2 separate regions of the Homo sapiens genome follow, and region 2 is linked to region 1. The links are chromatin contacts, found by Hi-C or POLR2A ChIA-PET in ENCODE. All regions are on one chromosome and are shown on one strand. Each heading gives the region's core, a stretch centred on a gene start or an enhancer-like site at or near the end of the contact. The rest is flanking DNA. Distances are from core to core; before and after follow the strand shown.

What was found. A loop is a pair of places that touch in the nucleus more often than their neighbours do. ChIA-PET counts read pairs that join two places held with the same protein, here RNA polymerase II (POLR2A). Pooled maps may share reads with other maps.
Region 2: a pooled map shows a loop between it and region 1 (4-fold over the local background). The contact joins two enhancer-like sites. A Hi-C loop is called at or near these places in 1 of 37 single-sample maps with no recorded cell type and 2 of 50 pooled maps. POLR2A ChIA-PET finds 5 or more read pairs at or near these places in 2 of 52 experiments (activated CD4-positive, alpha-beta memory T cell and activated naive CD4-positive, alpha-beta T cell).

What each region holds. Positions count from the first base shown.
Region 1 is chr4:113,353,722-113,357,223 of GRCh38, forward strand. ANK2 (ankyrin 2) reads left to right here. Exons shown (of 46, transcript NM_001148.6): 38 at 1-3,502. Among named protein-coding and RNA genes, the nearest start is that of MIR8082, 200 kb to the left of the region's middle. RefSeq lists enhancers at 54-1,253, 1,683-2,882, 2,230-2,449. Within about 2 kb of position 1,995, at least 12 of the 41 ENCODE cell types and tissues checked have a DNase peak (open chromatin) inside an H3K27ac peak, as active enhancers do.
Region 2 is chr4:113,782,409-113,786,157 of GRCh38, forward strand. No RefSeq gene overlaps it. Among named protein-coding and RNA genes, the nearest start is that of CAMK2D, 23 kb to the left of the region's middle. Within about 2 kb of position 2,188, at least 2 of the 41 ENCODE cell types and tissues checked have a DNase peak (open chromatin) inside an H3K27ac peak, as active enhancers do.

The DNA of each region.
Region 1 (3,502 bases), core at 745-3,244:
AAGCCAGTAAGAAGGAAATTAAAAGAAAAGCAGAAACAAAAAGAGGAAGGTTTACAAGCTAGTGCAGAGAAAGCTGAACTTAAAAAAGGTAGTTCAGAAGAGTCATTAGGTGAAGACCCAGGTTTAGCCCCTGAACCCCTTCCCACTGTCAAGGCCACATCTCCTTTGATAGAAGAAACTCCCATTGGTTCCATAAAGGACAAAGTAAAGGCCCTTCAGAAGCGAGTGGAAGATGAACAGAAAGGTCGAAGCAAGTTGCCCATCAGAGTCAAAGGCAAGGAGGACGTGCCAAAAAAGACCACCCACAGGCCACATCCAGCTGCGTCACCCTCTCTGAAGTCAGAGAGACATGCGCCAGGGTCTCCCTCCCCTAAAACAGAAAGACACTCTACTCTTTCCTCTTCCGCAAAAACTGAAAGGCACCCTCCAGTATCACCATCAAGTAAAACTGAGAAACACTCACCTGTGTCACCCTCTGCAAAAACGGAAAGACATTCACCTGCGTCATCATCGAGTAAAACTGAGAAACACTCACCTGTATCACCCTCGACAAAAACTGAAAGGCACTCTCCTGTGTCATCTACAAAAACAGAAAGACACCCACCTGTTTCGCCTTCAGGCAAAACAGACAAACGTCCACCTGTATCGCCCTCCGGGAGGACAGAAAAACACCCGCCAGTATCGCCTGGGAGAACAGAAAAACGCTTGCCTGTTTCACCCTCCGGAAGAACGGACAAGCACCAACCTGTATCAACAGCTGGGAAAACTGAGAAGCACCTGCCTGTGTCACCTTCTGGCAAAACAGAAAAGCAACCACCTGTATCCCCCACTTCAAAAACAGAGAGGATTGAGGAAACCATGTCTGTTCGGGAGCTGATGAAGGCTTTCCAGTCAGGTCAGGACCCTTCTAAACATAAAACTGGACTCTTTGAGCACAAATCAGCAAAACAAAAGCAGCCACAAGAGAAAGGTAAAGTTCGGGTAGAAAAAGAAAAGGGGCCGATACTAACCCAGAGAGAAGCTCAGAAAACAGAGAATCAGACAATCAAACGAGGCCAGAGACTCCCGGTAACGGGCACAGCAGAATCCAAAAGAGGAGTTCGTGTTTCCTCCATAGGAGTTAAGAAAGAAGATGCAGCTGGAGGAAAGGAGAAAGTTCTCAGCCACAAAATACCTGAACCTGTTCAGTCAGTGCCTGAAGAAGAAAGCCACAGAGAGAGCGAAGTGCCCAAAGAAAAGATGGCTGATGAGCAGGGAGACATGGATCTACAGATCAGCCCAGATAGGAAAACCTCCACTGACTTCTCTGAGGTCATTAAGCAAGAGTTGGAAGACAATGACAAATACCAACAATTCCGCCTGAGTGAGGAGACAGAAAAGGCACAGCTTCACTTAGACCAAGTACTCACTAGTCCTTTCAACACAACATTTCCACTCGACTACATGAAAGATGAGTTCCTTCCAGCTCTGTCTTTACAAAGCGGTGCTTTAGATGGCAGTTCTGAAAGCCTAAAGAATGAGGGGGTAGCCGGCTCTCCGTGTGGCAGCCTGATGGAGGGGACCCCTCAGATTAGTTCAGAAGAAAGCTATAAGCATGAAGGCCTAGCAGAGACCCCTGAGACGAGCCCAGAAAGCCTTTCTTTCTCACCAAAGAAAAGTGAGGAGCAAACTGGGGAAACAAAGGAAAGCACCAAGACAGAAACCACCACAGAAATTCGTTCAGAAAAAGAGCATCCCACGACCAAAGACATTACTGGTGGCTCTGAAGAGCGAGGTGCCACAGTCACTGAGGACTCAGAGACCTCTACTGAGAGTTTTCAGAAAGAGGCCACTCTAGGCTCTCCCAAAGACACAAGCCCTAAAAGACAAGATGATTGCACAGGCAGCTGTAGTGTAGCATTAGCTAAAGAGACACCTACAGGACTGACTGAGGAGGCAGCCTGTGATGAAGGTCAACGTACCTTTGGTAGTTCAGCCCACAAGACACAAACTGATAGTGAGGTTCAAGAATCCACAGCCACCTCAGACGAGACAAAGGCCTTGCCGCTGCCTGAGGCTTCTGTAAAGACAGATACAGGAACTGAATCAAAACCTCAGGGAGTCATTAGAAGTCCCCAAGGGTTAGAACTTGCACTCCCTAGCCGAGATAGCGAAGTCCTCAGCGCTGTGGCTGATGACTCATTAGCAGTGAGCCACAAAGACTCTCTGGAAGCCAGCCCTGTGCTAGAAGATAACTCTTCACACAAAACCCCTGATTCTCTGGAGCCAAGTCCTCTGAAAGAATCCCCTTGCCGTGACTCTCTGGAAAGCAGCCCTGTTGAACCAAAGATGAAGGCTGGAATTTTTCCAAGTCACTTTCCTCTTCCTGCAGCTGTTGCCAAAACAGAACTCTTGACGGAAGTGGCCTCTGTGCGGTCCCGGCTACTCCGAGACCCTGATGGCAGTGCTGAGGATGACAGTCTTGAGCAGACATCGCTCATGGAGAGCTCAGGGAAGAGCCCCCTTTCTCCTGACACCCCCAGCTCTGAAGAAGTCAGCTATGAGGTTACACCCAAAACCACAGATGTAAGTACACCAAAACCAGCTGTGATTCATGAATGTGCAGAGGAGGATGATTCAGAAAACGGGGAGAAAAAGAGGTTCACACCTGAAGAGGAGATGTTTAAAATGGTAACCAAAATCAAAATGTTTGATGAACTTGAACAAGAAGCAAAGCAGAAAAGGGACTACAAAAAAGAACCCAAACAAGAAGAATCTTCTTCATCTTCTGACCCAGATGCTGACTGTTCAGTAGATGTGGATGAACCAAAACATACAGGCAGTGGGGAGGATGAAAGTGGTGTCCCTGTGTTAGTAACTTCGGAGAGCAGGAAGGTGTCTTCCTCCTCAGAAAGTGAACCTGAGTTGGCACAGCTTAAAAAAGGTGCTGACTCAGGCCTTTTACCAGAACCAGTGATTCGAGTACAACCTCCTTCTCCACTTCCATCAAGCATGGACTCCAATTCCAGTCCAGAAGAAGTACAATTCCAGCCTGTCGTTTCCAAACAATATACTTTCAAGATGAATGAAGATACTCAGGAAGAGCCAGGCAAATCAGAAGAAGAAAAAGATTCTGAATCCCATTTAGCTGAAGACCGTCATGCTGTTTCCACTGAGGCTGAAGACAGGTCTTATGATAAGCTAAACAGAGACACTGATCAGCCAAAAATCTGTGATGGCCATGGATGTGAGGCCATGAGTCCTAGCAGCTCAGCTGCTCCTGTCTCTTCAGGTCTACAGAGTCCGACTGGTGATGATGTTGATGAACAGCCAGTCATCTATAAAGAATCATTAGCTCTCCAAGGCACTCATGAAAAAGACACAGAGGGAGAAGAGCTTGATGTTTCTAGAGCAGAATCTCCACAAGCAGATTGCCCCAGTGAAAGCTTTTCATCTTCATCCTCTTTGCCTCATTGTTTGGTATCTGAAGGAAAAGAATTAGATGAAGACATATCTGCCACAT
Region 2 (3,749 bases), core at 938-3,437, 430 kb after region 1:
AGCTTATTGAGTTTGAGATGTAGGACAAAGCAAAGGTACCTGGTGAGGATGCATTCTTTATAGGCTTTGGAAGAACTGAGTCAGTGCATTTAACAACATCTGAGAGTAAGAAGTTAAATGCCATTGAACAATATCTGATAGTTGGAAGATGGAAATTACATGTGGTCCAAAATCTTGTATGGGGGACAAGGGAAAGATAAAATGGTTAATGGATTACAATGTTAAATGACTAGGTATTTAAAGGCTTATCTAGGTCATAGATTCTTAAAGGCTATATACATGGGGAAATAAAGCAAAACACAACAGAAAGCAAACGCACGATGCACTAAATATGTGTTCTGTAACAATTTTTTGCTATAGCTAGTCATAAGGAAATCCTGTATTTTTGTTACTCCCTGAAGAGCTGAAAAGGAGGTAGAGGTCAAGTCATTGGCTTATGGAATGTTATCTTGAGAGAATTGTATATAAAAATGCACTTATGGTGGTTTTAAATGCAAGCACACTCAAGCTGAAACACACAATAATAGGTAACATACCTAGAGAAAAAAAATCTTTTAACGAGCAGGAAGTGACAGATGAAAGCATAGAATTAGCCATTGTCTTCAGCAAGATGTTGTTCACGCTGATTCCAATAAGCGTAATTATGTAACATTCTCCAGTAGTGTTCAACCACTTGAATGTAGGAACATATTAACAGTTAGTTGGATTTGACCAGTGTTTAGGTTTTGCCAGGGAAGAATAATTGAGGGAGAAAGAAAAAGGGGCATTAAGGACATTTGTTAGAAAGTAAAGCTGGGCACAATGGCTCATAATTGTAATCCCAACACTTTGGGAGGCCTAGGCAGGAGTATTGCTTCAGCCCAGGAGTTGAAGACCTGCCTAGGCAACACAGTGAGACCCCCATCTCCAGAAAAATAAGAAAATTAGCTGGGTGTGGTGGTGAGCACCTGTAGTCTAAAATATTCAGGAGGCTGAGGGGGGAGGAATGCTTGAGTCCAGAAAGGTGAGGTTACAGTGAGCTATGCTTATGCCTCTGCATTCCAGCCTGGGTGATAGAATGTGACTCAGTCTCTCTCTCTCTCTCTCAAAAAAAAAGTAGTTATATGATGGAAACATGAAAAACAAGCTGTACAAGTGACGTGAGGACACGAGGTAAGATGAATAAAGGAAAGTTATGGGGTTAATGAATTAGTGCTAGTAATGAACTGGTGAATTGCATGAGTAGAGTACTAGAGTAAGTAGGCTAGAAGAATAGGAAATGACAGAATGAGATGTTTAAAAGAGAAATTCAAAGATGGTACAGGGTGATGACAATGTCTAGATATGACACATGAGTGGGTCACGGAAGAGTGATAGAGGACAAGATTATTAGAGGTAAGGAAACAAAGGGATTGAGGTCAAGGTGTTGGGTCATCTAATTGGATTTTGAAGTAGATAGCCATGATGACAGAAAATATATAAATGAGTGAAGAGCAGTGACTCAGAGGTCCCTACGTTGCTTAACAAGAAGGGAATCCATAGTGGCAAAGAATGATAACGTGTGTTTCAAAAGACAGAGTTTTGAAGTGTGAAATAGGAGTGACAGTTTGGAAGTAGCAACAGGGAGCAGAGAGGACGCTACCTCAAGCTCTAAGCGTATGTAGTATGTAGCATATAAGAGGAAAATAATAGGCTGGGTGTGGTGGCTCACGCCTGTAATCCCAGCACTTTGGGAGGCCGAGGTGGGTGGATCACGAGGTCAGGAGTTCGAGACCAGCCTGGCCAACATGGTGAAACCCCGTCTCTACTAAAAATACAAAAAATTAGCCAGGCATGGTGACATGCACCTGTAATTCCCAGCTACTCGGGAGGCTGAGGCAGGAGAATCGCTTTAACCCAGGAGGCGGAGGTTGCAGTGAGCTGAGATGGCTCCACTGCATTCCAGCCTGGGCAACAGAGTGAAACTCCATCTCAGGGGGGAAAAAGAAGAAAAAATAAAGACATTTTCCACTTGAAGGGCTCTAGGGAAAGCAGGGTTTGCTGGAGTCAGGTTAATTTCAACAAGAATCTGAAGGAAATGTTCAATAAAAAGATTAAGGAAGTAGAGGAATTTTCTGATAACTGGAAACAAGCTTTGGTGGAAGGACTTGGATGACCAAGAATGTGGGAGATGTGATCAGATTGGTGACGCTGAAAGCAGGGTGGTGATAAATACCTGTGAAATTAGGTGAACTGGGAAGCTTGGATTTCTGAGGGTGATACAAGGGAGCTGGTATTGGACTGGTATTGGAAGCATGATGAAATTCATTTCAGAAGCCACAGAGCACTGAGTTTGGAGGTCATGGGGTGGCTGTTATTGCCTTCAGCTGAAGATGGGGTGATAGGGAGGAGGTGGGTCTCATTCCTGGGATATCAGAAAATCTTGTGCCCAATGTTGCTGGCAAAAGAGCAATAATTCAGTTATCTTTAATTCCCCCAAAAGCCCTCTCTACTAAGTAATTATATTTATTGGAAAAACTCCCACAGAATCTCTAAAGCTCAAAAGTCCCTTGCTTTGTGAACTATTTTCTGGCTTCAACATCCCATAGTTAGTCATTTCCTCTATTACCCAACACACAAAGTGCACAAATAGCACTTTGCACAAACCTTCTGTCTCTCTCACTATACACTAAGCTTCTTGACCCAAGAACTGTGGTTTACTTTGTATCTGTGCCAGAAAGTGGATCATATCCACAAACTGGATGACAAACTCAGGACCTACTCTTCAATAGTCTTTGAGGAGTAAACGAATTAGAAGTCTGCTTAAGTTGTGTTACTATTATTACTAGCTGTTGAACATTTACTTAAGGGTAAGCATTGTGCCAGGAGCTGCACATACATAATCCTGATTTTGTAGGTTTTCTCTTGATTATGCTTATGTTCTTCTAAGAGATAGAATTTTAATTAATCAAACTAAAGGTTAAATACTGCAATGACAAAAATAGAAAAAATGAAGGTGTTAATTTTACTGTGATGTTTATTATTTATTACTGTAACTGTTTTAAGACAAGAAACTTTCTGTAAAGTAAAATGATTCAAAGGGGGAAAATGGCTTACATGATTCAAATATGATCAAAACTTATTTTGAGTTTGTAAGAGAAATATGCAAATTAGACTCTGGTTGACAGTAAACTCAGCTAGGAATATGCAAAGAATCCTCAAACACCAATTTCACTGAGACAGAAAGAATGCTAGAGTGACAGTGTCATGAAATGTCACAGAAATTTTGGCATAGGTAATGAAATTAGAAATTCTATTTTGCATTTAAATTATTTAAAATTATACTAAATTTTTTAAAAATAGGAGATGCCAAATAGCTTCATGTGCTTTCAATTTCATAACACTCTCCTTCCCTAAGGAAAATACTATTGAATATCCAGGGCTTATGTGGAGCTTGCACAAGCCAGGGTCCCAGAGGGTCTGTGATATGAATCCTATATTCTGAGTTGCACAGGAGAATCATACCAACTTCCACCATTGGTAAAAATTTAGGCGTGCAAGTCTGGAATAAGGACTCTCTGACATTTTGAAAGAGGAAGATTTGAGCACTTCCTCATATCTCAGAAGCAACAAAGAATCCTTTTTTCAAAAAATTTTTATCCTCTGGGACATTTACAGAAGCATCACATTAAACCTGGATAAATGAATGTATCCCAGTTACTTAGTAGTTGCTGGCATTGCATTGAATGTATTCTACTACTTAGTCAGTTGCTGACATTGCCCACGTGATG